Regions from separate parts of the Mus musculus genome. Here all the other regions are linked to region 6. A link is a loop called in an ENCODE intact Hi-C map of the cell type or tissue named here. Cell type or tissue: heart. All regions are shown on one strand. Links, peaks and the distances in the headings refer to the core of each region. The heading gives the core; the rest is flanking DNA. Region 1 overlaps Cdh22 (cadherin 22). Region 2 overlaps Zfp663 (zinc finger protein 663). Region 3 overlaps Cd40 (CD40 antigen). Region 4 overlaps Trp53rka (transformation related protein 53 regulating kinase A). Region 5 overlaps Slc35c2 (solute carrier family 35, member C2). Region 6 has its middle 5.7 kb from the start of Slc12a5.

Region 1 (5,160 bases), core at 789-4,788, 150 kb after region 6:
TTTGTTCCCCCCAGTCTCAGTTTTCCTCTTGGCATAACAATGAGCAGCCTCAGAGCTGGCTCTGGGCTCTGTGAGCACTGGGCATGCTGGGGTGGGAGGTGATTCTACGTTGTCTGGGTCCCCAGATGTTCATATGCTGTATTCGCTACAGTAGTTAGGGGTTAAGGGTCCCTTGTAGGAAGAGTGTGACTCCCATGTCCCCTACCTCACCTGCCATCAGCCACCTTAGTGATCCTCAGCAGATGGGCTAAATGTCTGCAGAGCCTTGATTGTAAGACAAAGGTGGCCTTCTGAATTCCTTCCCAGTGCCCTAGGTGGTTTGATGTGAGCACATGAGCTGGGTGTGAATTCAGGCTCCTGTCGTCTGAGCATCCTTACCATTCAAAGTGAGCAAAGCCGAAGGCTCCTTAGTCCAGACCTCAAGATCTTTCCATAGCCTTCCCTGCCTCCTCCTCCTCCTCCTCCTCCTCCTCCTCCTCCTCCTCCTCCTCCTCCTCCTCATGGTGAGTCAGCTCGGGGGGATCACCCTCCTTGTGGGAAACAGCCTCATGCTGCAACCTACCCAACCCAGCCTTTGCAGATGCTAGTGTAGCCCCTTGGGATGCCCCCGCATGCTGGCCCACCTCATCAATCTCAAGGTCATGCTTCAAGATGCAGCAGGCCCCAGGAATTATCCAGGCTTCTTCCTGTACTGGGCACATGTGTGTGTGTGTGTGTGTGTGTGTGTGTGTGTATGTATGTGTGTGTATGTGTGTGTGTGTGTGTGTGTCTTGTTCTGCTCAGCCTGCTTTCTCAAAGCTGTGGTTAGAATGATTCCTGTCTTTGTCTCCTGGGTCTTGAGCTCCTAGAAAGCAGAAACTACTTTCTGGGGCCAGCAAGATGACTCACTGGGTAAAACTGCTTGGCCACCTGAGTTGGGTCCTCAAACCAACTATGGAAGAGGAGAACCAACTCCCCAAAGCTTTGCTCTTTCCACATGGGATGTGGCACACACACACACACAAATGTGTACACACAACAACAACAACAACAAGCTAACTAGATATATCTGTAGCTGGGGGCATGCCTTTGCTGTGAGCCTATTTCCTTGTCTCTGAAGTAGGGCATGGTGGCACTCAGGGCACACAGGCTGCCTCTAGACCATTTCTATGGACCTTGGTGACATGGAGAGAAGGAGTGGGAGTTCCTTGGGAGGGTGACAGACAAGGAAGGGCCAAGCAGCATTTACTGAACACTTTGTACATGCCAGGGAGACACTGGGATTGGACTGAGCACCCACTTCACAGCTAAACAAACTGAGGTGGTGGCCAGCTATGAAGAGCTGGGATTCATCCCAGTTCGTGTGGAGTCACTGATTCTTCCCAAAGAGCCTAGGATGGAAGATGGAAGGCAGCCATTGTCCTCCAGACTCCCAGGTAGCCTAGACTGTCCTCCCGTTCATGAAGTAGCTGAAGGTGTCTTTGAACTTCTGATCCTCTTGTCTTTCCTTCTTAAGCACTGTGACAAGAGGAGTCTATCATGGCGGTCCACCTGTGCAGTGCTTGGGATGGAACCCGGGGCTCTGTGCACCACAGGCAATGCTCTACCCAGGGAGCCACACATCCCCACCCTTGTTTTTTTGTTTTTTTGTTTTGTTTGTTTTTTTGAGACATTGTTTCCCGTGTAGTTCTGACTGGCCTGGATTTCACTAAGTAATCTAGGCAGACCTCAAACTCGTGGCAATCCTTCTGCCTCAGCCTCCCAAGTTCTGAGATCACAGGTCTGTGCCGCTATCTATACCCATTGCAGGAGAGACTTACACTGGAGTCTATAAAGCAGCAGTTTTCAGCCTGTGGGTCACAACCTGTACAGGGATCGCATATCAGATATTTACACTATGATTCATAACAGTAGCAAAATTACAGTTATGAAGCAGCAACGAAAATAATTTTATGGTTGGGGGTCACCACAACATGTATTAAAAGGTCGCAGCATTAGGAGGGTTGAGAAACACTGCTACGGAGGGAAAGACTCCAGGTCCCACAACAGAGACGCGATGTCACCGCTGAGGATTCTTCTCCTCCCAGGCTCATCCTGTCTGAGCATTCTTGCTGGGGGGCTTATTCTGATGTAGCCTGAGGGGCAGAAAGATTCTATAATCGCTGGGCACATCTACTTCCCACTCAGAGGAGGACCAGGGCCTGACAGCTGGGACCAGTTCTTGTCTCCTTGGAAATGTTGGGAGGAGGCTGATTGGTTCTGGGGTGAGGGAGTGAGCGCAGTCACGTGGGGTCAGTCACACAGCCGCTAGTAACCACAAGGATAACGGTTGTAACAAAGGCGAGCATTTATTGAACACCTACTCTGTGCCAGGCACCGCCCAACAACTTGACACATGAACCCTTTTGATCCTCTCAAATCTTCGAGGTAGGTGCTGTTATCAACCTCATTTGACAGATGAGGAAACTGAGGCCCAGAGAAATGACATGACGTGCCCAAGGCCAGACAGCCGGTCAGTGCCAGAGGCTCCACCACTTGCTGCCTGGGTGTCCCTGAGCAAGTCACATCCACTTCTCTGGGGGAGCTTCCCCATCTGACACCTTCAAGACTCCACCTCATAGCTTTTCCAACAATGCAGTTGGTCTCCAGGTAGCTCTCAGCACACAGTAGGTGCTTAGTAAATGACCAGCCCTTCCTTCATCTTTAATTGGATGCCAGAAAGCCTTGGGGTGGGCATGGCAGCAGCGCCCTCCTCTGCTTTCCCCTCCCATTGTCCTTTCCCAGAGCCGGGTTCCCCTACCGTGGTCCTGTCCAACCCCAGATCCGCACAGGCCAGGTTCCCCTCCTTTTTCCTGACATTGGTCATCACTGCCGCGCCCCTGAGTCTTCCGCAAGATACACCCCTGGGAACGTGTCGCGGAGCAGGGACCCTGCAGATCCCCTCCCGTCGGGCTGCGCTGCCCGACTGGGCAGGCTGGGGCTAGGAGGCCGGGGCCTCGTCGTCCCCGCGGTGGCCGGCGTAGAGCGCGGCCAGCGGTCGGAAGCGCGGGCCCCAGGCGCGGAGAAAGGCGAAGTCCTGCTCCGAGCCGGTCGAGCCGCTGTGCAGCGAGCTGAGCGAGGCGGCCGGCGAGCCCGCGCCCTCGAACGCGTAGGTCTGGAAGGCGTCGTAGGGAGGCACCGATAGGTCCGCGTCCGCCAGCGCCACCTTGCGGCTGATGAAGTCCCTGAACACCGAGAAGTCCGGCTCGGGGCTCGACGGCCCCCGAGGCAGCGAGTGGCGCTCAGAAGAGGAAGCAGCCTGCGGGGGACTGGCCGCGCCCCCGCCCGGGTCGCCACCCTTGAGCTCCCCAAAATCGTAGAGGCTCCGTAGCGCTGACATGTCATAGGCCTCGGTGTCCTGCTCGCCGCCGCCCTCGTCGTTGTATTTGATCACATTGTCCCGCATGTCTTCATCCACGTCTGAGCTCAGATGGCTCTTGTGGTGCCGCCTGAGAGTGAGGATCAGCAGAGCAAGAACTGTGGGGGTGGGGTGGGGTGGGATAGGAGACATAGGGACACAGAGTGAGGGCTGAGCCCAGCGTAGGGTACTGCCTGGACCCCCCTCCAGCCCCCAACCTGACGGCTGAGCTTCAGTGATGCAGAGCGGTGCTAAGGATTGTCACCCAATTTGAGGGCCAGAATTAACCCTTGAGTCTCCATCCTCAGTTCTAGGCGCTGGAAGGGTGAAGGCACCAGGCCCAAGAAGGACGAAACCCTCTGTCCCTGCCCTCCTCTGTCCCCCGTCGCCCCTCCCCCCCCCCGGACGTCTGTGCTTCCTATTTCTTGTCTCAGATCAGGACCCTCAGGGTTCTCTCTGTGAGATTTCTACCCAGGCGACCCCACTCCAGGTCCCCACGGGAAGGATTCCATTGGTTCTCGGTGTGGCCTCGTCACCAGTAGCAGCTGCAGGGAATCCTTGACAACTGTGGGTCCTCAGTGGGTCCTAGATCTGCCTCTGGGACTTCCCTTTTCTTATCTCAGCCACAGGCTGGGTCTTGCCAAGTTAACCCCAGTGAATATCCTCTGGGGCCTGGAAAATGTCTCCCTAGCCTCATGCCTGGCATGGAAAAGCACGGGATGTGTGCTTGCTGAATGGAGTGAATGAATGAATGAATGAATGAATGAAGAGTTGCCTGGAGACCCAACTGAGGGGGGTAGTGAATGAATGACCTACTCTCTGTGCTTCTGTCTTTCTTCATCTGCCTTCAGGACTTCCTGTTTCTCTCCTCCTCCTCCTCCCTCCTTCCTAACACTGTATTCTGTCATCCAGCCAGGTTCTCCTTCCTGCTTCCCCAGCTCCCAAGGACCTACTCCCTTATAACATTCCCTCTTTTGGCACTCTTCTGCACGCCGTGGCTTTAGCTTCCCTCCGCCAATAACTCCAGCATCTTTCACCCCTGAAATCCAGGTACATTCAACTTCCAGTCCCCTCGGTTGACCAAGAGAACCTCAAACTCCATACGTTTAAAGTTAAAATAATCTTTCTCTTTCCCACTACCCCCCTCCCTCCACCAAGGCCCAGAGAATGTGATGGAAAGGGGGCAAAGAAGAATGTCAGAGCTGGAGGGCGGGGAGGGGTGCCGGGGAATGCAGGCTTCTGGACCCACAGCTCTGTGAAGAGCTCCACACGGTCAAGCCAGTCAATAGCCCGGCAAGGATAGGGGAGGGGCCAACAAGGTCCCACCCTCAACCCTAAAGTCATTGGCTGATTGGTGGAAACTGAAAGGAGTCATTTTTATTCAGGGGTGTGGCCACTGGTGGGCTAACCACGCCCAGTACACAGCCACGCTCCAGTGTATGGCCTCGCTCTGGTGCACGCTCTGGCAGCGCTAGTGGAACTCCGTGAGCTATAAAGAAGACACAAAGAGGACCTGAGGTGGGAAGGATACACGTAGGAAAGGTCTGGGGGCCTGGGGGTGGCCACGATCAAGATACATTGTATACATGTATGAAATCAATAATAATTTTAAATTTCATTTTATTTTGTGCGTGTGGGTGTTTTGCCTGCCTGTATGTCTCTGTACCACGTATGTGCTCAACGCTCATGGAGGCCAGAAGAGGAACCAGATCCCCTGCAACTGGAGCTACAGATGGGTGTGAGCTGCCACGTGTGTGCTGGGAATTGAACTCGGGTCTTCTGGA
Region 2 (5,160 bases), core at 731-4,730, 400 kb after region 6:
TAGAAATCAGATCTATCTCCGAAGTAGAAACTTTTAGTTCTTTGGAAAGTTAGTTATGTCAAATGGTGGTTTGCTGGGGCACACAGGTGAAAGGATCTTTTGCTAAAGCAGACACGTGAAAGACAGTTTTCCTGAAGCAGACACACGTGAAACGATGTTTGGATAGAGCAGACATGCGAGAGGACCCTTGATGAAGGAGTGAGTATAAATATGACCCCACCCACAGACACTCTTGATGAAGGAGTATAAATACGACCCCACGGACAATGGGGGACGAGCACTGAGCATCGGTTTGATTTGTTCTGTCTCGCTATTCTTCACTAAAGTCACGCATGTATTGGTACATGTCTTTAGTGAAGACCTTACATAGTGCTGTTGAGCTCAACTTATGCTAACACCACCACTGAGAGACACTCACCCGAGAACTGCTTGTGAGGCTCCTGCGGCAGCTTGCTGCTTCTGCAGCCTTGCCTTAGGCCGGTTAGGAAGCCTGGCAGTTTCTTCAGGATTGACCTACAGCTGCTGGTTGGTGCCTGGTATCTTCCTGCAGAAAGGACTGGTCTGTAGCTGCTGGTTCATGCCTGGTATCTGCTGGTCTGCAGCGGCTGAGTCGTATTTGGTATTTGCTACAGGACTGAACCCAAGAAGATCAAGTTCGTCCCCAAAGAACTACAGCTGAACAGGTCCACTTCCCCCAGATCTTAACAATTTTTCTCTTCCACGACCTCTGCTGGGTGGTGGGCTATTGGAGAGACTGAACTCTTACTAAAAGTAAGTTGCAAAAAAAATTATGCCTACATATCTCAGCAGTATCCAAAACTGCAAGGAGGGAATTGTCCACAAAGAACCGGAAGATTGGAGAAGCAGAGGCAGTAGTAACCAGTACAGAAAACTCATAGGCCCTGAGGCCCAAGAAGGGACTGGAAGCAGGGCTTTGGGTCTGCAGTGGTGCTCAGAAATGACAAGCCCAAGAATGAGTGGCTTTCTAGGGTTTGTGTCACACAGCTCGCTCTTCTGCTCTTGCGTCTTGAGAGAGAAGCAAGGGCGTCCCAGGCTTGTTGTCCTCACAGAGGAGCACAGGGCCGGGCTGTGGGCATGTCAGAAATTTCTATTAGTTTCTGGCAGACAGTGAGTGGGTGGCAGGTACCCCAGGCACCTGTTGCCACCCCACAGACACAGACTGAGCAGCGCCTCAGATCTCCTTATAGAACCCAGCAAGGCCTTTTAGCTTAGAAAGCGCAGAGGCTGGGGGTTGACCAGAGCTGTGATCAGCAGACAGACTGCCAGACTTCTGGGCAGATCCTCAGCCCTGAGGGTTAATATTCAGGGTCGTTCCCTAGAATGCGCAGGGTACTGTCCCCTGGAGTCTGAGACCTTCAGAGCCAGTCAGGAGCTGGGCACTGTGCAGAGCGCCCTGATGCGGCACGATTTTCTTCTGGGTGATTCTGGGGGAATAGTAAATCCCACTCTCTGTCAGAGGAGGGGTCCCCTGGAGTTTGTCTCCCTGTCTCAATCTATACAGTCTGAAGACAACATCCTAAGGCATCTCCCATCATCTCGCGTGAAAGGCCTCAGGCCAGGCCCTATCCCATGGGAAAGATCAGGAGCGGAGCCTCAGCTCCAGGTAGCAGAGCAAATGCAGACAGCCACCCGGGTAGCTGCAGCACAGAAGACGGAAAAGACCTGTGACATGAGAATAAGAGAGAATCAAGGTCCGAAAAGCAAGCTGGGGAAGGGGCTCACAGGCCGCAGAACCAATGCAATGTGAGTGAGAAACTGATGATAAGCCAGGGAAGATGGGAATGGCTGTAAGCATCAAAGAGAGGGGCTGGAGAGATGGCTCAGAGAGCACTGGGTGATCTTCCAGAGGTCCCAAGTTCAATTCCCAGCACCCAATATGGTGGCTCATAACTGTCTATAATGGGATCTAGTGCCCCCTTCTGGCCTGCAGGCATACATGCAGGCAGCATGCTGTATACATGCTGAGAGGGCTGGGGCGGAGCGCCTGCGTATAGTCCGTATATAAGGCCTTGGATTCACTCACCAATACTGGGGACAATAGAGATTGAAGGAAAATAAAGTTGGGCCGGGGAGATGGCTCGGTGGGCAAGACACTTGTCTCCAAGCTTGAGAACCAGAACCAGAAGCTGGAAGGAGAGAACGGAGTCCGAGACTTCTGACCTGCATTTGCACACAGTGGCACGTGCACTGCCCCTCCCCCCAAAGCGAAAGAACAGAAAGCCGGATGGACGGCCCTCTTAGTGGCCAGCCATAGACGGAAGCTCAGAATGGGGAGACAGCATGAAAGGGTGGAGGCATTGTGGCTGGAGGGGTGGCTTGGGTCGGATTCCCAAGTGGCTAGGACAGAGAGGAAGGTGGGAAGATCAAGTGCAGGGGGACCTGGAGAGTCCCCAGGAAGGGGGCGGGATTTCTCTCTGTGAAGACAGACAGGAGCCAAGTGGGCAGGCATGATGGCCTGGTTACATATGACACCAGAGGACAAATGAGAAAGAGGATGTAGTCACTAAGTCACCAGTGCCACCCACTTGTTCTCTCCCAGTGCCCGTGATACTGCAGACTGCCTTTCTCAGTAGTCAGAGGGCTTCGACCCAGACTCCGTGCGCTATTCCCTTAGTCATAGGACTGAGCGGTACACCGGACTTCAGACAACCCAGGTTCAGAGGACAGACGAGCAGTAACCCTATGCGGTGTGTTTCTCTGCCTCCATCCAAACTCAGCAGAATCCCAAAGAGAACAAAACTCATCGCCAGGTAGTGGTGGCAGACAGAAAGATCACGAGCGCTGTCGTGCCCCAGGGGTGTGCAGGCAATATGCTTTCGGTCTCACACAAAGCCACCTATGGTGGGTACCAAGCCCAAGAACTCTCGATGCCCCGAAGGACAGCTGATGCAGGCTGTGGCCATCTCGGGTGAGGCCATAAAACCAACCACTGAACGCAGACCGCCTGCTCTTCCTCAGGCGGCGCTGTGCCGCCAGAGCCAGCGGCCAGCAGAGGGCGCCTCAAACTCCCTCGCCATCTAAGAGGGGCTCGGCTCCCAGTGGCATCCAAGAAGCAAAAACTCAAGATTTTAAAGTCTTAGCATGTGGGCAAGCTAGAACACGAAAAGGTGAAAATTAGCTCTCAGAACTTGTGCTTGAGGTGGGCGCCATATAACCAAACAGCTAAGGTGCAGCCTTGGGATTATTTCAGCTGAAAAGATGATCTAACTGTCGGTAGCTCTCAGGAAAAGGATGTGATAAGTGTATGCTCAATAATGCTGTCAGAATCATATGGGGTACTCCAGGGAGAGATGTTAATGGCTACTGGAACAAGACACATAACCCTAAACTGTACATCATACTCTAGATGGAGCCAGTGAGCTGGCTCAGTGGGAAAGGGAGTTTGTCCCCGAGCCTGACCTCCTGAATTTGATCCCCATAACCCACAGGGTGAGAAGAGAACTAACTTCCACACGTTTTCCTCCATCGTCCACAGGAACACTGTGGTATGCACACGCTCCTCCCCCCCCCCACATAAATAAATAAAGTCAAAAATAATGGTATCACAACTGATCAACTATTAGAACTTTGTCATTCTGCGCCCTAAATAGGAATACAAGGATTACCAGAAAATGGATGTCAAATTCAAGATTACTACTGTTACGGTAGCTAGACGGCACGCTACAAACTCTTAGAATGTGTGTTCTATAAGGGAAGGCTAGAGTGGAAAGGGAAGATTGTGCAGATGGTTTGCATAAAGCGGATTCCCACCAGAGCCGTGACCATCCACGGGACGTCACTGCAAGAGAAACAGACAGTGAAATCATGATGCAAGGGAAGTGAGTATATTACTGAATGACTGACAGGGGACCATGGCTACAGATTGACTGAAAGGGAACATAGGTACCAAAAATGCAAAGAACCCAGCTGGCAATTCTCCCGAGTTGTGTTCATGTCCCTGTGTTCTGGGAGAGTTGCAGAGGCAGTGGGAGAGGGAAGGGACAGAACCACCAAGGTCCTCAGAGCCTTGCTAGAAATCCACTTGTATGTGCTGACAAATGACCATGTGGGAGACGATGTCACCCAGTTCTTCAGAAAGGCAGGTAGATGAAGGCTCAGGGAGGGGACAATCAACACCTGGAGCTCAGAGAAAGCAGCGTTCTACCAGGGAGCCAGCCCTGGCCTCTTGCTGGCCTTTCACAGTGACCAGGGCCTCTTTGGATTTAACAGCAAACAAACATGCACAGCACGGAGTGAAGCTGGGAAAGAGCCGGCTAAGCAAATGGTTAGAGCACAGGATGACGTCAGGCCTCAGATCATTGGCGTGTCCTGATGTCTGGGGTTTACTGTTAAGAATTGAGTGTATCGGTATACTCAGAGCTGTTTCCAGCACTCAGGAGGCAGAGGCAGGAGGATGTAACATTGGAACCCGGCCTGAGCTACACAGAAGAACTCTGCTTCAAACAAACAAACAAACAGTACAAAAATAAACAAATGAATAAAGAAACATTTTATAAAGGAAGATGAAGGAGAAAGAATATGGATATGTGTTTAAGTGCATATACATGTATGAATGTCTGCACACATGCATGTACATATGTATGACTATATACATGCTGGGGTTGGGGGGGACGACAGACAATAAAGCTGTCTCTCACTATAGTATTTTCAACTTTCGTATGTTTTGAGTATTTCTGTAATAAATGGTGTAAATCAATTTATAGGTTTTGTTTTGCTTTAAGACTAGGTCTCACTGTGTTGCCCTGGCTGGTCTAGAACTCTCTACACAGACCAGGCTGGTTTCAAACTCAGAGCTCCATCTACCTCTTCATCCCAGGTTGCTGAGGTTAAAGGTGTGAGTCCTTGAACCTAGTCTGTGTGAAATAATGAAGATGTTGCAAATATCTGTTCATTTACCTTTCTACATAGACTTTAACTCTCCTTAACACCCTAACTCAAATTACGAATTTTTAAAAAGAATTTCCTTCTTGTTCTGTGCATGTGTGTATATGGGGACATGTGTGGGAGTGCCCCAGGAGCCCAGAAGACATCAGGTCCCCTGGAGCTGGAGTTATGGGTGACTGGAGCTGCTTGATGCGGGCGCTCAGAAACAAACTCAGGTCTTCAGCAAGAGCAGCGCGTGCTATTCCATCTCTCAAA
Region 3 (5,160 bases), core at 782-4,781, 110 kb after region 6:
TCATGTGCACCCATCATGTGCACACATCATACACACATCATGTACATGCACACCCACAATAGTGATAAATAAAAGTTTAAATATGTTTCTAGGGCTGGGGAGGTGGCACTTGCTGTTCTGACAGAGGACCTGGGTTCAGTTTCCTGAGCCCATGTCATTGCAGTATAAAACTGTCCATGACTCCAGCTCCTGGTGATCTGATATCTCTGCTGGCGCTAGGCACATACATGATGCACGTACATACCTCTAGCACTTTCTGATATACATAAATAAAAATAGATACAAATTAAAAGACATTAAAAAAAAAAGTAAGAAGATAGCTGGGGGTGGGGCTCAGTGGTGGAGCAGTTGTCCAGCATGCTGAGGTCCTGGGTTAGACCCCCACACTTGCCTAGCATATGTGAGGTCCTGGGTTAGACCCCCACACTTGCCTAGCATATGTAAGGTCCTGGGTTAGACCCCCACACTTGTCCAGGATATATGAGGTCCTGGGTTAGACCCCCACACTTGCCTAGTATATGTGAGGTCCTGGGTTAGACCCCCACACTTGTCCAGGATATGTGAGGTCCTGGGTTAGACCAGTGCCACAAAGTAAAAAAGAAAATAAAAGTGCAGTCTCTTTGCTTTTTCTCAAGATTGCCTTTTTGTCTTGGAAAGGCGTGAGTGGATGGAGTGTGAAAAGCACTTGAGTTCATGTGTAACATTTAAGAAGACATCGAGAAGGGACAGTAAGCAAGAGAAAACATTTTGAGATGATGCTAGAAAAACCAAAAACACTTTTAATAAATCTGAAACCAAAAAACATGTTGATGCACAACATAGCAAAATTTTAAATTAAGTAAGAGCTGGGCTGGCGAGATGGCTCAGCGGGTAAGAGCACTGACTGCTCTTCCAGAGGTCCTGAGTTCAAATCCCAGCAACCACATGGTGGCTCACAACCACCCATAATGAGATCTGATGCCCTCTTCTGGTGTGTCTGAAGTCAGCTACAGTGTACTTACATATAATAATAAATAAATCTTTAAAAAGTAAGAGCTGACCTTGCCAGACTCGAGACCCTGCCTACCTTCTTCATCCTAACCTTGGCCCTGGTTCCAATACAAGTTTATCTAAAAGCCAGGTAGCCACCTATGGACCTGTGTTTGTTTCACTGGTGTCTGCCTCCCGACCCATGAGCTGGGTGTGGTGGTACAGGCATGAGAGCCCCAAGTTTAAGGCCAGCCTGAACCACTTAGTGAGACCCTGTCTCAAAGAAGACTTACCTTCATGACAGTGTGTGTGTGTGTGTGTGTGTGTGTGTGTATACACACCCCTTGCCTCTAAGAGTACCTGCCTTTTGGTCTTTTCATTTGTCACTTAGAATAGCAGTGCAGACACAGAGATACTTTGTTTCTCTCCGCCATACTTCCATAGCAGATGTAACAATTTGGGGGCTAGTGTAGGGAGGGGTAAAGCAGGCAGGCAGGCTGTCCCTTCAAGACACAGCTGACGAACACACCAGATGGGAAGTTGGCTCACTGGGGGCTTCTCATTCCAACTGCAATCTCCCAGAGCTAGAGACTGCTCAAAGGGTAGGAGTATTTACTATGCAAGCATGAGCTAGGTGTGGCCACACCACATGTGACTGTGACCTTAATACCATGTGTAGGGGGGTGGCACTAGAAGGAGAATTGTAGGGTGTTGCCTCCCAGACTAGCTCCAGGCTCAAGAGACTCTGTCTCAGCAGAAGGTGCAATATGGTGGATCAGGACACCAGCACCCTCCTTTGGCCTCTGCATGTGTGCACAGATGCACACATCTAAACACATACCAGGCCCACATACACCGTACCCCACCACCACACAAAGATGGACTCTCTCAATTTATAAACACTGGCAAATACCATAAAGCGTTTTAAAAGTTCCCCTAGTGACCACATTACCCACAATGCTACTGCTTAAAAGCTCTGACCTGGATTCTGGGAGTGTACAGATGCTTTGGGCAAGGAGTGGGAGCACCTGCCAGTGAGAGCACCTGCCAGTGGGAGCACACTCCATTGGGAGCACCCGCCAGTGGGAGCATCTGCCAGTGGGGTCCACTCAAGTCTGTTTCTCCAGGTTTAAAGTCCCGGATGCGAGCCCTGCTGGTCATTCCTGTCGTGATGGGCATCCTCATCACCATTTTCGGGGTGTTTCTCTATATCAGTGAGTGCTCAGGAGAGGAAAGGGAGGGAGGGTTCAGCCCTGTCGAACCAGCCTCCTGACTCACCCTCGCAATGTCCCACACCCCTTCTTCTTCTCACTAGAAAAGGTGGTCAAGAAACCAAAGGATAATGAGGTAAGCCATCCCTGAGGGAGAGATGCTGGAAAGAGTGACTGGTGGGCAGGGAGGGAGGCTCACGGCGTAGGGAGACAGACTCAGTAAGCAGAGAGCTTGTATTGGATCCTTGAGTGTGGACCCATGGAAAAGGCCCATTACACCCACGCTGGTGGGGGCGGGGAGAGGGGGGGAGGATGGACACAGGGATCTTAGGAGCTTGCTAGCCAACCATGGGCTACTCCAGGTTCCAAGAGAAACCCTGACTCGGAAAATAAGGGTTAAGAGTGCAAGAAGACACAAGATGTTGACCTCTAGCCTCTAATAATGTGTACATGGGTGTGTGGACCCTCTACGCCATGAGCATACACCCAATACCACGCCACACTCCGCGCGCGCACATGCGCGCACACACATGCCCAAACAGGTTTAGGGTCCGTTCCCTGGAACATATAGGTGGGCTACTCGCACCCCCACCCAGCCCTGCTCTCAGTCTCCATCGCTTCCTCCTACTCAACTACTTCCCCTTAGGGCAGAGCTGGGCACCACTGGCAGAGAAACTCTGGCTGTGCTTTCCTCCAGCCTTGAATGCTGGGGATGGGAGTCGGCGGCGGGGGGTGGGGGTGGGGGGTGGGGGTGGGTGGATCCCGCCTTCAGGGGCCAGTAGGTGGAACCAAAGGGGCAGTTTCTCCTGCTGGTCTGCAGTGGCTCTGGAAATTTCCTGCCAAATTTCATGTGTCCAGCAGGGGGCAGAAGGCATCCAAGAAATCAGTTTTGGTACACCCCCATCCTCCCACCCCATTGGAAAGGACTTGAAGGAGGGATTCTATTCCTCAGAGGCAGGGTGGCTCTGTGGCTAGAGGTGACATTGGACCTTATACCTTGACTCCCCAGATCTTACCCCCTGCGGCTCGACGGCAAGATCCCCAGGAGATGGAAGATTATCCCGGTCATAACACCGCTGCTCCAGTGCAGGAGACGCTGCACGGGTGTCAGCCTGTCACACAGGAGGATGGTAAAGAGAGTCGCATCTCAGTGCAGGAGCGGCAGGTGACAGACAGCATAGCCTTGAGGCCCCTGGTCTGAACCCTGGAACTGCTTTGGAGGCGATGGCTCGGCTCGGGAGCAGGGGCCTGGCTCTGAGGACTGCTTGCTGACCTTTGAAGTTTGAGATGAGCCAAGACAGAGCCCAGTGCAGCTAACTCTCATGCCTGCCCCCTATCATTTCTCAACTTGCTTTTTAAGGATGGAGGGAGAGCTCGGGCATCGGGGGTCCACAGTGATACCTACCAAGTGCAGCAGTGCAGGACCCAGAGTCGTCTTGCTGCGGCGTTCACTGTAAGGAGTCATGGACACAGGAGTCCGTGGCCCACAGCTTGTGCTGCTAGAGGGCACCTGGTTGCCCATCAGCAGGGTACTGGCTAAATAAATCTGTAATTATTTATACAATGACATCTCAGAAACTCTAGCAGGTGGGGCAGAAAACAGGTAGTAGAATGATGGGTAGAGAAATAGCTTTTAAAACACATTCCAAGGCAGGTAAGATGGCTTTTGTGAGTAAAGGAGCTTGCTGCCCAAACCCGGTTACCTGATTTTGATCCCTGGGACTTCATGGTAAAAGGGAGAGAACCAAATCCAGAGGGTTGTCATTTGACCTCCATGTGTGCTCTGTGGTAATGTACCCCGTGTGTGCACATGTGCACATATCCTAAAATGGATGTGGTGGTGTATTGTAGAAATTATTTAATCCCGCCCTGGGGTTTCTACCTGTGTGTTACCATTTAGTTCTTGAATAAAAGACACACTCAACCTTTATATTTACAATAAGCCTTAAACAGCACAAGAACTGGGCACCTGCCTACCCTGTATGCTATTTGAATCTACTTTCCTATTGATAACCCCCAGTTATTACTTACTACTTACTATGTTTCATCGGGGCTGCTCTTATCTCCTATTGGCCAGCCCCAGGTCCATGTTCTCTTAAACTCTCCTAATCCATGGTGGCTTCTCTTTCCTCCATTCACCTCTTCTCTCTCTTGGTTCTCTTCTAACGCCAAGCCCAGGAATACTAAGCCCCACCTATGTCTCTTCTGTCTAGCTATTGGCTGCTGGCATCTTTATTTACCAATCAGAAATAACTTGGGGTCACTTGGGGGGGTTGTCTACAGTACAGACTCCAGGTCTTGGGGCCACAAACCCATTACAATACAGAGCAAGATCAAACCTCAACAGTGGTGCATGCCTGTAACCCTAGCACTCAGGAGGAAGAGGACTAGGAGTTCAAGGCTAGCCTTGGATATATAGTTAACTCAAGGTCAGCCTGGGCTACATGATTGTCTTAGTTGGGGTTTTATTGCTGTAAACAGACACCATGAGCAAGGCAACTCTTAAAAGGACAACATTTAATTGGGGCTGGCTTACAGGTTCAGAGGTTCAGTCCATTATCCTCAAGGCAGGAACATGGCAGCATCCAGGCAGGCATGGTGCAGGAGGACCTGAGAGTTCTATATCTTCATCTGAAGGCTGCTAGGCTGAAGCTGACTTCCAGACAGCTAGGGTGAGGGTCTTAAAGCCCACACCCACAGTGACACACCTACTCCAACAAGGCCACACATCCTAATAGTGCCACTCCCTGGGCCTAGCATTTACAAACCATCACAATGATACTGTCTCAAAAACAAACATTAAAGAGCAACAACTTCTCCCAACAACCCGAACCATACACACAAAGCCACACATCCTTCAAACAGTTTTTATATACGATATGACAGTATGTAAGCAGGCTGCATATTATATTTGAATACAGTATGTATAGATATGGAAGGAAAGCTAAGATACCATGAATGCCTGTGTGGGTAAAACAAA
Region 4 (5,160 bases), core at 449-4,448, 520 kb after region 6:
AGCGCAAGATGGGTCTGGAATGGTCTTTCACTGCCCCTACCTTGAGCTAAGTGGGCAAGTCCATGTTTCCCAAAATCCCTACATGACCAAGCAAGGCAGCAGGTGCTGGAGACAAGGTGGCCCCTCAGGCCTGTAAGTTATCTTCTCGGGCTCATATTCTTTGGACTTCAGGTAGCCACAGTGGCCCTTTCAGTGAGTAGTAAGCAGAGGCCTACTTGCATGTGCTGTGAGACAGGGAACAGGGCTGGGATAAAGCCAAATGGCAGAGGACAAGTTCCTTCCCCACCTGCCTCGGCACACCATCATTTTCCTCTCTCTTCTTGACTCCTTACCTTTGCTGTGGCCTCGTGGCCTCAAGAAGGCTGCTGAGCTGCCAGACATCACCACGTTTAAAAAGCAGGAACTGTTGCCAGGCTTGGTGACACATACTTTTGATTCCAGCATTGAGGAGGCAGAGGCAGGCAGATCTCTATGGGTTCAAGGCCAGTGTCTGCTAACAATGAGTTCCAAGACAGCCAGAGCTACATGGTAACACCTTGTCTCACACCCTGACCCTCCAAAATAAATAATAAAAGTAGAAATTGTTAAGGGGTGTGTGTTGGGGGTTTGGACAGGGAGAAAGTTCTCATTCCACTCTCCTATCAGGGACAAATCTCCCAAAGAAGGCATCTTTGCCCTGGTGCTTCACATAGAACTCCTCTATCAAGAACTAGCCTGGTTGGAGAGATGGCTCAGTGGTTAAGAGCACCGACTGCTCTTCCAGAGGTCCTGAGTTCAATTCCCAGCAACCACATGATGGCTCACAGCCATCTGTAATGGAATCCGATGTCCTCTTCTGGCGTCTCAGTGTACTCATATACATAAAATAAATAAAATCTAGATTCTGAATATAAGAAAATAAAAAAGAAAGTTAAAAAAAAACTAGCCTGAACCTCTCCTAATGAATTCCTAGACACATGGTGTGTTGTGCAGTAGCAATGGGGTTGACTCTGTAGGTTGTCAAGAGGAAAGCTGACTCAACTCTGTCATCTGGAACATATCGAAAGCTGTCTCCTGCCTTCCCAGCATGCACTTCTAGCTTTCCTCTTGGCATCCCTTGCTTTTCCTCAGTTAGAAATGCAGATTCTCTGGCAACGAGGGAAGCAGGAACTAGCCTCGTTACTCAGTCTACAGTGGGCTGCCACAGCCTGTCTTCAGTCTCCATAAACAATACCACTTGAATGGCTTCATGACAGTGCTTGCTCACTGTGGTGTGCCTAGCCTTGTGGCCATGTCCCACCTGAATGGTGACATCTGTGTCTGTAGTGCTCTGTGACTCAGCTCCCCTTCAAGGAAGGACTGGAGTTTCAGGGAGGGACAGCAGCTTCTGGCTGTCAAGCATGGGGGCATGGGTCTCCTTGCCCATGCCCCTGCTCCACCTCAGGGAGGCCCACTGGAGACTCTGTGATGTGGGATACCAAAGGCCTGGCCACCCTGTCCCATCATGGGACATTTCTGACAGCCATCTGGCTGCATAGCTTTGGGGCTGGCTGAGGGTTGCTGGCCCATCTCCTGGCTCATCTCTTGCCTCTGCAAGCCTCTCTCTCCCATTACCTCCTGTACAGCTTGACTCAGGGTCTGCCTCCTGGGACCTGAGCCAAGACTGCTTACAGCAGCACCACAGGGGGCACCCAGCCTGCCCTCTTTCCAGATGAGGACAGAGGTACAGGAGGGGCTCCAGGCCCGCAGCTACAAGCAGAGAGACATGGATAAAAAGCCAGCGAACTTCCACACATTGGAGTAGCACGGCGTTGAAAAGGGTCCAGCAAGATGGTCCGACAGGTTAACCTGCCTGCTGCCAAGTCTGAAAACCCAAGTTCAATAGCAAGGATGCACATGGTGGAAGGAGTGTCAACTCCCACAGGCTCTACATGCAGTGGTACATGTAAATTTAAAAAAATTTTTTTTCCAAAGTGTGTCCCTCTGCCTGCTGAGTCTGGAGGAATGCAGAGCCAGGCAGCAGGAAGCCCCAGGAGGAAGTCCTAGTGTTCAGCACTAGTCAGGGCCCCAGGACAGACAATGGGATTTCCCCATTGCTGGGAATGCCCCGTGGTCCAGCCAAAGTGCTCACCCAACACCTACGGGAGGGCCAAGCGAAGAGGATGGGTGAGAGGTTGGGGCAGAAAGAGCAATCTGCCTCACGTGTGGTACTGAGTGGTCACTGAAGTGTCTGCCAGGGTGGAAGCCAGAAGTGGCGTCCACTCGCTGTGAGCTGAGGAGCAGGCTCAAGAAGGGGAGAGAATGGCAAGCTGGGCAGGAGAGAAGGAAATGAGGGAGGGAGGGAGGAGGGGAGAGAGGGACAGGAAAGCTTTTCTCCACCTCTACCTGTCCCAGAGTGACGGTGACAGGCGACCTCTGGTGGCACAAGGCAGACACTGCCTTGGTGTCAGATGCCTTGAATCAGACTTTAGCTGCTGGTGAGGGGCTGCTCCATCAGGGCTGGGGGGACAGCAACACTGTGACTGGGAAGGCAGTGAGGTGCTGGCCTGAGTGCAGGGTCAATCAAGTGCTGAAACCCTCACTAGCTAGGACAGATAATTTAACCTTTAAAAATAAAATTGGGAGCCAGGCATGGTGATGCATGCCTTGAACTCAGACCAGCACATGGGAGACAGAGGCAGGTTAATCTGTGTTTGAGGACAGCCTGATCTCCTTAATAACAAGTTCCAAGTCTGCTAAAACACACACACACACACACACACACACACACACACACACACACACACACACACACACACACACACGTATGTATGTATGTATGTGATGGCTTGTATATGCTCGGCCCATAGAGTAGTACTTTTAGAAGGTGTGGCCTTGCTGGAGTAGGTGTGTCACTATGGGAGTGGGCTTTAAGACCCTCATCCTAGCTGCCTGGAAATCAGTATTCTGCTAGCAGCCTTCAGATGAAGATGTAGAACTCTCAGCTCCTCCTGCACCATGCCTGCCTGGATGCTGCCATGTTCACACATTGATGATAATGGACTGAACCTCTGAACCTGTAAGCCAGCCCCAATTAAATGTTGTTCTTATGAGAGCTGCCTTGGTCATGATGTCTCTTTACAGCAGTAAAACCCTAATATACATGTGTATATGTATATATATTCTCTTAAAAATCAAATTGGCAAAGCATGGCTCACATCAGCTCTTAGCTGCCTCTTTTTGTAAAGCTCAGTAGCAGAATCAGCTCTTACTTTTGATGTCACATCTCACACCCCACCCCCACCTTCACAAGGGGGGAGGGCTTCCCTGTCCTGTACAGTAGTGTTCTGTGGACATGGCCTGCTCATCTTGTACTTACCAGCATACCTTTGAGGCACACACCATTCACTACTCATGGCCCCACGGACTGCTTGCAAATGTAGTTACAGTAGAGGAGAGAGTGGCCAGGGTCCTCTCAGGGCTGGGCATGTATCCGTGTTGTGTTTTACTTCCCTAGCCCTATCCAGACTCAGACTTTAAGCCCTGCTCCATTTCTCTGCACCTGCTACCTCCTGTAACATGCTTTCATATGTGCAAAGATCTTAGTGATTCTCAACTGGGCTGGTAGTGTCAAACCTGGGGTATGAGTCCCAGCCACCATTTCCAGTGGCCCTAGGACATATTTCCCTAATGGACTGGGCTTTGCACCAAGTTGCCAGAGCTATTGTCTCATCCTAGCAAAACACTTCTTGCTCTCACATAGACTGAGGACCTGGAGCTGCAAAGGTCCCCTGTGCCCTTTGTGAGACTCCATCCCTGGCAAGCTCCCTTCCCATCACAGGCAAGGACTGGGTGCAGATGGGTAACACTCCTGCTGGGGGGCGTTACTAGGCTCATCATCTCTCTCGTACCTGCAAAGATGTGCCCTCAGTGCTACTGCTACCAATAGGCCACACCTCACCAAGTCCACCCAGACCAGGGACTTCACTGCATGCCCACTGCTGCTTCCTCCCCAGCCACTGTCACCAAAGGGTGGATGTAGTAGCAGCCCGTGGATATCAAGTGTCTCGCTTCCTCTCTTCCCCACAGCTCTTTGTATGCCAGCAACCAACGCACCCACAAAAGGATAAAACTTTTACCGCTGAAAATCCTAGGAGGCTTACAAAGGAAACCATCTTGATAGGGGACCCTGCATGAACTGGCCTTCCCCAGCCTCCTCACCCATTTTCTGCATTGTGGAACTGGCCTTGTCCCCCAGGACTTTTCACCAACTTCGCATGACCATGCGGCCCTAGAATCCCTCCCTAGGCTCCAGAACCTCGGGTTTGCTTTACACCTTCCCTCGACACAAGACGGTCATGCATTCTGTCCTACAGGCAAAGCACGGTTCCCTGCTCCTCTTGAGTGTCAGGGCCAGCACTGTGAACACTAGGGATCTAATGTATGTGTGTATCAGACAGTCATCTCCTCAGGCAACTAACTGTCCTTTCTGTACGTGAGGAAACTGAGGGTAGGCCTTCTCCATTATGTTGATGGTAACGCCGGCTCCCCTGGCCCTTAGAAGTCATTGAAAATGTTATACAAATCGGTGTCTTATAAAGTCAGTCATATTGGATGCTTCAGTTCTTGTCGGGTCAGTAGGGTATGGTGGCTCACACATGCAAACTCAGTACCGGGAGGCTGAGACATGCTTGAGATAGTTTTGAACATTTCACAAAAGCACTGAAACTCATGGAAAGAGCGCTGGCTCTGGAGTCCTGAGAGGGCATCTCTTGCTCCCCGTGAGACCTAGGCCAGCTCCTTGTACAGCCCACCACTCACAGTGAAGACATCCCAAGGACTGCTTTATTGCTGGCTATGAAAACTCCTGGCACAGAACCTGGCATACACTGAGCAAAGCAGGCAATATTAATCTGTACTAGTGACATCCACCTGGGAAGGGACATCTTCACCCTCTCCTGGCCATCTGTCACAGCAGGCCACTCAGGTGGCAGCAGCTGTGGTGAATGGAACAGTCCTGGTCCTGTTAGAACTCAGTTTTCAGACTCAGTCCACCCAGATTATCAACCTCATCACACGCTCCCTCACCATCTCTGCTGAGAGACAACCCAGCTCCCTTCTCTACCCACATGAGCTTCACGACCTATGGCTACAGAGCAGCAAAAACTCAGTGTTCCAGGTCTCCGAAAACTGTTCTTTTTC
Region 5 (5,160 bases), core at 534-4,533, 310 kb after region 6:
AGAGGGGCCACTGTGTTTAATGATTCCCATGATCCCCAAGGCTTTAACCAGGCAGGCGCCTGCTGACGCCCCAGAAGCATTTCCTGAATGCATTCTGATGGGTTTCCTGGTCCCCAGCAGGAGAGATCTTCTCAGACACTAAGAGAAAGGGATGGCCCTGCCACCAGATGCCAGGGCCTGGAGTTGCCAACGAAACTGTAAATAACCATGGGAACAGCAGGCAAGCTCATTGGTTGCTCTGATGCTGGGGGAAGGGGCCTGGCTGATGTCAGGGCTGTGTGGCTAGCGGGCAGGCAGAGGTTGGACTGGCAACTCATGGCTGGCAGTGGGGGATGGGAACCTGCCTGTTTTACTGAACAAATTATTTCAAAATTACAACTAGCACTATTCACACTTAAAACAAACAAACAAACAAACAAAAAATCCCATTTTTATAGCACTTAGGGAGGGGTATGTATGAGTAATGCCCCACACTATGGTAGTCAGAGGACAATCTGTGGAGATGCTGTCTCCTTCCTCCATGTGGGGCCCAGGGATCAAACTCAAGTTTCTGGCTTAGTGGCAAGCACTTTTTTTTTTTTTGCCTACAGTGCCATCACTCCACTCCTGGAAATTCCTCCATGAAAGGAACACCCGTTAAGAGGCTCTTGGCTGTAACCCCTAAATGTGGGGACTCCTCTTCCTTGTCACCTGGGTAGGTTGTGGCTTCCTCAATCTGGATACCGACTGCTAATAACTGTGTGTCCAGCACTGTGAGTGGATTTCCATACATCTCTCTGTCTCCACAGTTGCTCAGGAGATAGCGCTATCCCATTTATGGGTAAAGAAACAGACTTGGGTATGTGTGGGGTGGGTGTGTGTGTGTAATCAGCAACATGCCCACTGGGGCAGAGAAAAATGGAGGACGTCTAGATCCTCGGCCTCTGTGAGGTTCGTTTCCTCAGCCAAGTTGAAATAGGTCCACAAATTCTAGCTGGACCGGGCCACCTGGCATTAAATAACTTATATGGAGGGTCAGAGAGTGGCCCCTGTCCTCCCCACCCCTGCTCGCTTTCCCTGGGCTAGGACAAAGGACTCTGCCTTCAAGTGCAGCTGTCTGCCACGTGGCCAACACTCCCTGGATGGCTTCCCCTGGAAGGATGATCCAGGATCCTCCATCCTCAGGGCTTTTGCAATAGGATGCTGGCAGGTACCATGGGGCAAATTCTCCTGGCTCCAGGCAACTCCTCTCAGGCCACCGGGATCTTTACAGCACAGGAAAAAACAGATGGAGATGATCCCCTGAGCCCCAAGGGTAGAGAGGGTACCAGAATTAAAGATGCAGGTATACCAGGCTCTCAGCAAACCCCTGGCTTGTTCTTGTCAGCACACCAACCACAAACGTCCTAGTATATTGGGGTCATTAACCTTCCTCCCACTGTGGGCTCCTGGGAGAGGTGGTGGGCACATAAGCACTTAAAACCCAGACCTAGGTCAACCCCCCCCCTCCGCCCCCCTTCCGCTGCTGCAGCAGCCCTGGAGCTGGGGACAACTGTACAGCCTCAGAGAGACCAGTCACATCCTCAGCTTCCTTCAACCTGGGCAAACGCTGAGTTGCCATGGTGATGCTGCAGCCCCCAAGATGCAGTGGCTGCAGACAGCATGGGTGGTTGGAGGGCTCAGGGCTGAGGGTGGACAGTCTAGACCAGGAGGCCAGGCAACTGGGTGGGCCGGGTGGGGGAGGAGGAAAGGGAGGCCTCCTCTAGGCCTGGCTGGTAATTGCTGCTAAGTGAGGGGCTGTCATTGAACCCAACATGTGAGCGGTGAGGACCCACTCCGCACCCTGTAATTACTGCACCAGACAGCAGTGCCAGATTGTGTCCTGGAGAGGGGGGCGGGGCAGAGCAGACAGGAAGCTCTCATCCACCTGAGCCAGCGGGCTGTGTGCGGCTCTCTCCCTCATAGGCAGCCACCTCAGCCCCTCCTGGCCTGTCTCTTCCCACATCATTGAGTTGGAACAAGAGCATTCTATAATCCTGCCCTCTGAGCTCGCAGAACCCAAGACAGGCAGGGGCCGGATAAGGTAGCTCTCTGGAGTGTGGGGGTTGGCAGGGAATCAGGTCTCAAAGCTGATCATAGTTCCAGTCCCTTTGAGGTTGGCTGCTCCTGGGCCTCAGTCTCCCCGCCAGACTCTAAACTCACAGGGATCCCTCTACAGCAGGGGTGGGCAAGAACTCATTTTGGAAACCAGATTTTACTGGGATGTAGCCACACCCCCTTTGTGTCTGTGCCATGCAAGGCTTCTTTCCTGCTTCAAGTTGCAACAGACACCATATGGCCCTCAATGGAAATATTTACTATTTGTCCCCTCTACAAGTTTGGAGTCCGGCTCATGTTCTGGGCATAGCCAATGCAGCTCGAGTCGCTCCAATTCCACTCAGAGCCCCTCCTGGGTCTTTGCCCAAAGCCACACAGACATCACCGCACAGTCAGGCACCCTCTGCTGCCAGGGTTTGGGCAGGGGTGGCAGCAGGCAGGGCTGGAACCACAGTGTAGGCAAATGGCGCCACCTGCTGTGAGTGCCTGAAGCACGTCTCCGGTCAAGCCTCCTGGGCCAGCAGCACCTGGGCCAAGGCAGAGGAGAACCAGCCCCGAGGACGGTGTCAGGCCACAAGAGGGCTCAGCCCTGTGGCATGACCTTAGAGAAGGGCACAAGTTGGCCCAGAGCCGGTAAATTCTTCTTTTTCTAAGTCTTGGTCTCTTGGTTCTTGACAGTACTTTAAGAATATATAACACTGAATCTGTAACATTTTCCAGAAAGCCTGAGCTAGACATTATTCCCTTTTTAAAAAGGGATTACGCCTTTAAAAAGCAGACACACAACCTACAGCACAGAGAAACTAAGTTATCCGCTTAAGGTCACACAGTACAAGGCAGAGCCGGAATGCAAATCTGGGCTGAGGCACTGGTAGTCTCCAGAGGCTGGTACTGAGCAAACACTCATTTATTTCCTGCGGTGGGTCCATGGTGTGGCCCCAAGGATGGGGCCTGGGGCACAAACAGGAGCATGGGCTACAGAAGGCGGAGCGGAGGACAAGGCCCCAGGCAGGGAACGGAGGAGAGGCCAGGCCCCAGGGCTCTCCCTGCTCTCATGCCTTAGGCAACACTGGGCTGTGGAGAGGAAATCATTATTTCAACTATAAATAAATCTACTCTCTGAGGAAGCTGCAGTCCAGGTGATGAGGCCTAGTCTCTCCATGACTCCTTTCCTGATACCCCACAGTCCGAATCTGAGAGACTACCTCATCTCTCACGTTCACCTTGGCTCTCAGAACCAGAACAATGGTGGAGACAGGCCACTGGCTCCCTTCACTGACAGCTCAGGTCCTATGTGAGCCTGGCATTCGCTTTTTGGGACCAAGCTCCACAGGGAAGAGCCGGAGGCTCAGAGTCCTTGCAGGAAGCTCTGAGGCCACCACTTGCAGCGGCTCTGAGAAACCGGCTGGGCTGCTGGACCTGGCCAAGATCTGCCAGCAGGGATGACCACAGAGTGGCCTGCTTTGCTGCTCCTGGGCTGGTCACTGTTGTCCCTGGGTCACAAAATATTCCTCTTCCCCGTCCTCTTCCTCCTGCTGGCTACTCCGGAGCAGCAGTTCCAGGTCAGCGCTGGAGCCCAGGCTCTTCAGGGGCTTGGGGCCACCATCACCTTGGGGTAGACACGTCACAGTTACTGACCTAGTAAACTTCTCTGGGGATGGCCCTTATATCCTCCCAGGGTGGTAGCACCACCTGGCACATGAGCTACAGCAACAGCTGGCAATTGGTGGCTAGATGGTGGGAGGGGCAGTCAGTAACACTAAGCCATGGGGAGGAGGCCACAGTACCTCTGGAATGTAGAGCCTTGAGGGCCACATGCAGGGAGATGCCAGAGAGGCAGAGGGCAAAGCCCAGCCAGTTCAGGAGGCTGATCTGGTCGCCCAGCAGGTGAGCTGCCAACAGCAGGGTGCAGACTTCCTGTGGGTAAAGGCAGACCATGGGTCAGAAGCTGACTCTGTGGCCAGGAAGGCGGGGCTCTGTGTACACTGAGGCCAAAGCCAGACCACTTGGTGTGACAGGCAGAGGTGGGGACCTCTGTACCCAGACCACCAGCCTGCAGACCTGTTGTTACTGAGATGCATGCCTCTCAGCAAAAACTGAATGCCAACCAACCCCCAGACTGCGGCACACGTGCCCCCAACAGTAAGGGAGTCGGCTGTTGCTAGGCACCCACAGATGGACAGCTCTCAGCATGGCGTTAAGACAGGTCTCTCCTCATCAGAGCTAGAAGATGCTTAACACCCAAATGTTTGCTTTGGGTGTCACTGCTCCGGCATGGGGTCTACCTGACCAGGCTCCTCCATAGACATGACCTGTGCACCCAGCCCTCAGTGCTGGGACTCTGCACAGATCAGCATTCAGTGCTCCAGGCTACTGCCATGTAACTCAAGCTGCCAGTCAGGCCCAAGGTAGGCCCACTGCAGGCCTGGCGGTGTGAGGCCTGGCCTGCGTCCTCAGAGCTACGTGCTGGTGAGAAGTGACACTGGCTCAGCTCCACAGGGGACAATGACATCACATCCTGCATCCCTCAGGGGGCTCCTTCCAGGGCAGGTCTGGGGTGGCTGCCCAGTGTGTACCTTAAAGATGCCAGCGATGGAGAGTGTGAGGCTTGACGTTCTGGAGACCAGGAGGAACTCGGAGAAGCCCAAACCGAAGGCCAGAATCCCACCGAGGAGGAGGCTCCCAAGCACCCACAGGAGCAGCCCTGTGTCCTGGAAGCGGAAGATCTTCTCAGAGGTGGACAAGTGGAGACCTGAAAGCAGCAAGGGGAGAGTGGGAGGCTGGGGCCTGCGCAGCCCTCCTGGCCCTACTCAACAGCTACCATGTTTCTTCAGCATGGTATCGCGGGGTGGGGAGTGCGGCTAGCTGATTATCTGAGGTAGGAGAAAGAAGGGGGGCTTTGAAATAGTCCCCCACAGATGGCCTGAGACTCAGGGACCAAGGTGGCTACTACAGAGCCCAGGGCAATGCGTGTCCATTATCAGAACAGGAGGAATTGTACCTGTGGACTCTGGTGGAGGCTGACTGTATACAGATACAAAATGTACAGATGTAGGGCCCTCACCTTTAGATGACATGCATGTT
Region 6 (5,160 bases), core at 713-4,712:
CCGCACAGGGGTGGTACCACTCAAGAAAACGACCCACAGCTTTGTCTACAGACCAATCTGGTGAAGGCATTTTCTCAGTTGGATTTCCCGATTCTAAAATGACTCTAGTTTTTGCCACGTTGAAATAAAACTAGCACGCACGGGGCTGGAGAGATGGCTCAGCGGTTAAGAGCACTGACAGCTCTTCCAAAGGTCCTGAGTTCAATTCCCAGCAACCACATGGTGGCTCACAACCATCTGTTATGAGATCTGGCGCTCTCTGCTGGAGTGTCTGAAGACAACTACAGTGTACTTACATATAATAAATACATCTTTAAAAAAAACAAACAAAAAACAAGCAGCACGCACAGCCTTCAAGAGGTTGATTGCTCTGTCTTTCTCATGTCTATCACATTCACTCAATGCAGACACAGTGGCCATCCTTACTGGTTCGTGAACCGTCCAGGTTCCTTCTCACCCCAGGCCTTTGTCCTTGTTACTCGAGAATGCCTAGGCTTAAACTCAGGGTCCTGTGCCTGCCAGGCAAGCATCCCTCTACCGAGCTCTATCTCTAGACCCACGTATTTGCTGCTGCTTCTGCTGAGTTCTTCTTCCCAGAGACCTTTGCGTCGTTAGTTCTCATTACAAGTGAGATCTTAGCTCAAGTCTTATGCTTTCTGGGACCCCTTCTCTCGGGTCACTCTCTAGTTCTCCTCATCAGTGGCCCCAATTTTCCTTCTTCAGATATGGCATAGTCTCATATCTACCTATTTGCTCACACACTTCCTCTGGTGTCCTCCTTAGAACATGAGAATCAGGAAGGCAAGTAAGCAGTTAATGGTCACTACTGTACGGGCAGAGGTCTCTGTTGCCTATAACAGTGATCCATCAACTTGTGCTGAGTGAACGAGCCCAGGTGTTCAGGAGAACCTAGCAGAGGTGGGGAAGTCCTCCGTGAGAAATGACTCATATATGGGTGGGCTCCTCAGGGGCTCTTCTGGTGAAACTCAGAGTCCGGGGCCACAAGGAGAAGTGGCCAGATTGGGGAGGTTGGGCACAGCGGGCACTAGGACCCGGCGCGGCGCGCGGCAGGCGGGGAAGCTCTTGGCGCTCCAGCAGCCCGGCTGCGGCCACTTGTGCGATCCCGCCGCCCCGCGCGCCATGAGCCGCAGGTTCACGGTCACCTCGCTGCCCCCCGCAGCGTCCGCCGCCTCCGCTGACCCAGAGTCCCGCCGGCATTCGGTGGCCGATCCCCGCCGGCTCCCGAGGGAAGACGTCAAAGGTAGAGGCCGCGGGGGGGGGGGGGGGGGCGGGACAGCTGGGGGCGGGGCGAGAGGGCGGGGCCACTGCAGAGTGGGGCGGGGCCTGGGTTGGGCGAGGGGGCTGCAGGGAGCGGACAGTAGTGCGGCCCCAAGGACTTGGGGCGCCCTAGAGGGAAGGGCGAGGGGGCGTGACCGGATCCTGGTGGGCGGGGCCACAGGGGAGCAAGTAGGGTCAGGAAAAGAGCCTGGGCAGGGGCTAGGGAGGAAGGGGCGAGCTGGAGGCTGAGGGCCTGGGTCTGGGTCTGGAGGGAAGTAGGCCCAAGCATTAAGGAGGTGGGGACCTTGAGGAGAGGGAGTGGGACCAAGGAGCGGGGACTATGAGATTGGGGTGTCCAGAGCTGCGGTGAAGCAGGCCTAGGTCGATTTGGGGGGCCAAACAGAACGGATTGGGCTGGGAGGATCAAAGGAGGACCAGGTTGGGTGGGTGGGGTCGCTGAGGCAGAAGCTACGTTAACGGATCCTTGATGCCCAGCGGATTCTCTAGTCTTCTGTCTCTTCTTAGAGAGTCGGAATGCCTGGGTATCCCCTAAAGGAGACCGCAGACAGGGAAATTAGTTTGAATCGTAGGCAGTTAGGTCTGGGAAGGATGTCAAAGGACCCAGTCCCAGTCCTTGGGCATTCATCTCCGTCTGAGGGAGGAGCTAGCTGAGCTGGAGATGGGGGTGCAGAGTTCAGTGATCTTGTAATGAAGTCACACTCAGCTACACTGGAGAGGGCCAAGGGATCCTTCTGGCTCTCTGAAAAGAAGTGACATCCTGGTTACAGAAACAATCCCCTCTGCAAGGGTCACTTCCAGGGTTTTCCCCTCGTCCTAGCTCTGTGCCATTCTCCTTTGGAAGGAGAGAGGGTCGAATAGGCTTGGAGCGGCCCCAAGGCCGGGAAAAGATGAGAGAGAGAGAGAGAGAGAGAGAGAGAGAGAGAGAGAGTTAGTTCCCTGGTCGCTAGGGGTCGCTCATGAGCCGCGGGTGAGCTCGCATTGCCTGGAGCTAACAAGCCTGTTTTGGGGGGTTTCCTTCAGATGGTTCCTCAAGGTATGGACAACTCCAGGTCTGGACTCCCGCAGGTTCCAGTCAGGTGACCCAACCACCTCACGGATTGTGAACACTCGGGGTTCTTCCTGCTCTCCCTCTTTGCTGTCACTTCCCTTGTTTCTCCTTTAAAAAAAATGGCTCATCAAACGGCTCAGAATCAAAAATTTCAATACCTCATCACTGTTTTCTCTTCTCATCAAATCCAATCGTTTCTCGTGATTTGGCCACTGACCTTCAAAACTGATCCAGAGTTCTGTTACATTTCTCCTCTTTGGTCACCACCCACCCTCCTGGTCCAAGCCTGTAATGTTGCTCACACATCCAGGGCCACAGCCTCCTCTCTGCTCTCCCGGCGGCCAGCCAGGTCTACCCATCCCACACTAAGATGTCCATCACTATCGGATAAAGGCCAAACCCTTCAGCCTGTCGTTCAGTTTCCTTCTTCATCTGCATCTGGTATGTCTCATCCTGCTTACCCCACCCCCACCCTGCCCCACTTCCACAAGCTGGGAAAACTCCAGCTCATTCTGTAAGTTCTAGCTCTCGTCCCACTGCTTCTGCTATCCCTTTCACTTTCCCTTGCTCCCAGGAAGAGGCCATCATTCCCCTTCAGCCTGTCCATCAGAGCACATTTCCAGAGGATGCTGGTTCAAGCACATTAAAGACAGAGGCCGTGTCTCTTTCTCTCTGTGTTCTCAATTCTAGGCCCAAAGCCTAGCAGTGAGTGACCAGTGCTCATCAGAGTATGTGGCTCTAAATCTTCTCCGTCTCCTCCATGTTTGCCACCTCTCCTCCTGTTCCTCAGACCTTGGCCAGGGAATAAGATGTTGGGGACTCGTGTCCCAAGGTGATGGCTCAGTTTTTCCGTTTTACACCCTCCAAACACCTGCACCACTGAAGTAAAATATAGACCTGGAATTTGACTGTCCAAATTGTATGTGGGAAGTGTGTGGAACGTTGTGTGCCTGTGGTTGGGGCTGTGTGCGCATGTCTTGATGTGACTATCTCTCGGCAGCTTGCGTGGCCTGTCAGGTACTCAGTGAGTTCTTACATGACACACTGTCCTGCCAGTGTGTGTGACAGCCATGGCAGTGTGTCTGTTTCCCTGTTTGCATCCTTGAGGTCACTCAGAGTCCCCTTTTGCCATGATTTGGGTGACTTCCTTACCACTCAAGCCCTCAGATGACCTCAAGCACATCCCGCATGAAGGTCACTGAACTGAGAATTAGATGAACACTCCCCGGGGGACTTAGCATCTGCTATCTTTTCCACAGCTGCTTTTGTGTCAGTCTTTAGACATAAGAGTCAGTCAGTCAGCAGCCCAAAGAGATGCTCTCCCCACCTCTGTCTCCAGGCCCAACGGGAGCGGTGACAGCATGTATAAGGCCGGGAGTGCCAATGGGGAGAGCTTGGCAAACCACACGTGTTGTGAGCATCCTGTTTTACAGTGGGCCCAGGAGATAGGATTTGCCCCTTGGCGTGTCACCTGCTATATGGCCTCCAGGAATGAAGAGGGCAGGTGAGCGGCTGAGCCTTGAGTGCACCATTAACCCTGGACTATATATACTCACATGCTTCAGCTGCCTCTCTGGGTCCAGGGAAGGAAGGTTGATGGTGACCTCCTGGGACAGAAGTAGAAATGGGACAAAGTCTTGCATCTCTGAGCCAAGCCCATATCCTTTCACTTACACCCCCTGCTTTGACTTTTCAGGGGAGCCTGGACAATGGAAAGGAACCCTGGGGCTGGCCAGGCTCACAGAAATTGGGGTGTGCCTTTATGGAGGAGGGATGAAGCAAGACCGTAAGATGGGCTCCACATGCTCTGGGCCAAGCTCTATGGTATCATCTCAGACACACTGCTTTCTCTCCCTGGGCCTCAGTTTACCTGTCTGTAGCATAGAGTAGAAAGAGTCCTTCCTCCAATAATAGTAGTGATGGTGAGTTTGTGGTGGTAGTCCCACCTGTAATCCCAGGTGCCTAAGGCAGTCCAGCCCTTGGTAATAAAGACCCTGGTTCCAAGTCCAACCAAACCAAACCCTCCAAGCAGACAACAGAAAAATCAAGGGAGAGGTTTGGGTGATCTTTAAGGGTGGGGCTCCCTAGGACTCAGATCTCATGTTTCAGTCTCTCTATCTGTAAATTGGGAAGAATGATGGTGTGTGTGTGTGTGTGTGTGTGTGTGTGTGTGTGTGTGTGTGTGTGTGTGTGAGAGAGAGAGAGAGAGAGAGGTGCTGGATACCTCTGCCCAATTGGTTTCTTCAGTTTCAATCAAGACTCAGAACCTCACTGCCCACCTCAGCCCAAGGTGAGCCCTAGGAATCTCCATGACAACAAACTGGTTATGAACAGGGCTGCAGTTGCCATGGCGACAGGTCTCTCTCTCTCTCTCTCTCTCTCTCTCTCTCTCTCTCTCTCTCTCTCTCTCTCCTCTCTCTCTCCCTTCCCCCTCCCTCTATTTCACATCCCCCTCTCTCCCCTCCTCTCTTCTCAATGAACCAGAGCTATCTGCAGGCCCCAGCTTTCCCAGACGGGGTGAGGGGAGGGCTCAGTTACTCGAGAAGGGGTCCAGATTGGGAAATTGGGAAGATAGGCTGAGTCTGCAGGGGAATAGGGGGCTGTTGGGGTGCTGTTGCCATGGTGACGGGGCTGCAGCCTGTTAATTAAGCCCCCGGTTGCCACGGAGACGGTGGTGGTTGACGTGCTCTGCGGCAAGCCCTGTGTGTGTGGGGTGTGCTATGCACTGGACTCAACTCACTGCTGGGATCTGGGTCTGGAGGAGAGAGCATGGAGGAAGGGTGGAGAGAGGTCTTGGGTGGAGCCTTAGCTCT

The links. Hi-C counts contacts between places; a loop is a spot of excess contacts. Peaks named below come from ENCODE experiments on the same cell type or tissue, not always from the same donor. Only the 100,000 strongest peaks of a DNase experiment are listed, where the experiment ranks them.
Region 1: it touches region 6 in a loop (5-fold over the local background); 6 of 42 quality-filtered maps call a loop at or near these places.
Region 2: it touches region 6 in a loop (4-fold over the local background); 8 of 42 quality-filtered maps call a loop at or near these places.
Region 3: a loop joins it to region 6, with 6 times the contacts of the local background. A loop is called at or near these places in 12 of 42 quality-filtered maps.
Region 4: it touches region 6 in a loop (2.3-fold over the local background); 2 of 42 quality-filtered maps call a loop at or near these places.
Region 5: it touches region 6 in a loop (3.0-fold over the local background); 17 of 42 quality-filtered maps call a loop at or near these places.

The regions. Positions count from the first base shown.
Region 1 is chr2:165,109,199-165,114,358 of GRCm38, forward strand. Cdh22 (cadherin 22) reads right to left here. Exons shown (of 12, transcript NM_174988.3): 12 at 2,309-3,495. The coding sequence ends at 2,960. Among named protein-coding and RNA genes, the nearest start is that of Gm36690, 6.1 kb to the left of the region's middle. In heart, for the core only: a CTCF peak has its summit at 3,192 (motif pointing left); a DNase peak (open chromatin) is centred at 3,113; H3K4me3 peaks cover 768 bases; H3K27ac peaks cover 456 bases; H3K27me3 peaks cover 3,896 bases.
Region 2 is chr2:165,361,531-165,366,690 of GRCm38, forward strand. Zfp663 (zinc finger protein 663) reads right to left here. Exons shown (of 6, transcript NM_001379474.1): 2 at 419-634. Among named protein-coding and RNA genes, the nearest start is that of Gm29831, 3.1 kb to the right of the region's middle. In heart, for the core only: a CTCF peak has its summit at 3,008 (motif pointing right); no DNase peak of the experiment used is centred there; H3K4me3 peaks cover 395 bases; H3K27me3 peaks cover 2,471 bases.
Region 3 is chr2:165,067,533-165,072,692 of GRCm38, forward strand. Cd40 (CD40 antigen) reads left to right here. Exons shown (of 9, transcript NM_011611.2): 7 at 2,097-2,183; 8 at 2,285-2,316; 9 at 3,190-4,122. The coding sequence ends at 3,381. Among named protein-coding and RNA genes, the nearest start is that of Cd40, 14 kb to the left of the region's middle. In heart, for the core only: a CTCF peak has its summit at 3,057 (motif pointing right); a DNase peak (open chromatin) is centred at 3,039; H3K4me3 peaks cover 437 bases; H3K27me3 peaks cover 2,470 bases.
Region 4 is chr2:165,484,961-165,490,120 of GRCm38, forward strand. It overlaps Trp53rka (transformation related protein 53 regulating kinase A), which reads right to left. Exons shown (of 2, transcript NM_001007581.1): 2 at 5,152-5,160. Among named protein-coding and RNA genes, the nearest start is that of Trp53rka, 5.8 kb to the right of the region's middle. In heart, for the core only: a CTCF peak has its summit at 2,403 (motif pointing left); DNase peaks (open chromatin) are centred at 2,066 and 2,460.
Region 5 is chr2:165,273,589-165,278,748 of GRCm38, forward strand. Slc35c2 (solute carrier family 35, member C2) reads right to left here. Exons shown (of 10, transcript NM_144893.2): 8 at 4,653-4,828; 9 at 3,864-3,993; 10 at 2,934-3,685. The coding sequence ends at 3,558. Among named protein-coding and RNA genes, the nearest start is that of Slc35c2, 12 kb to the right of the region's middle. In heart, for the core only: a CTCF peak has its summit at 2,545 (motif pointing left); a DNase peak (open chromatin) is centred at 2,515; H3K27me3 peaks cover 366 bases.
Region 6 is chr2:164,959,743-164,964,902 of GRCm38, forward strand. It overlaps a transcript of Slc12a5 not described here. Among named protein-coding and RNA genes, the nearest start is that of Slc12a5, 5.7 kb to the right of the region's middle. In heart, for the core only: a CTCF peak has its summit at 2,248; a DNase peak (open chromatin) is centred at 1,159; H3K4me3 peaks cover 1,223 bases; H3K27ac peaks cover 1,057 bases; H3K27me3 peaks cover 2,605 bases.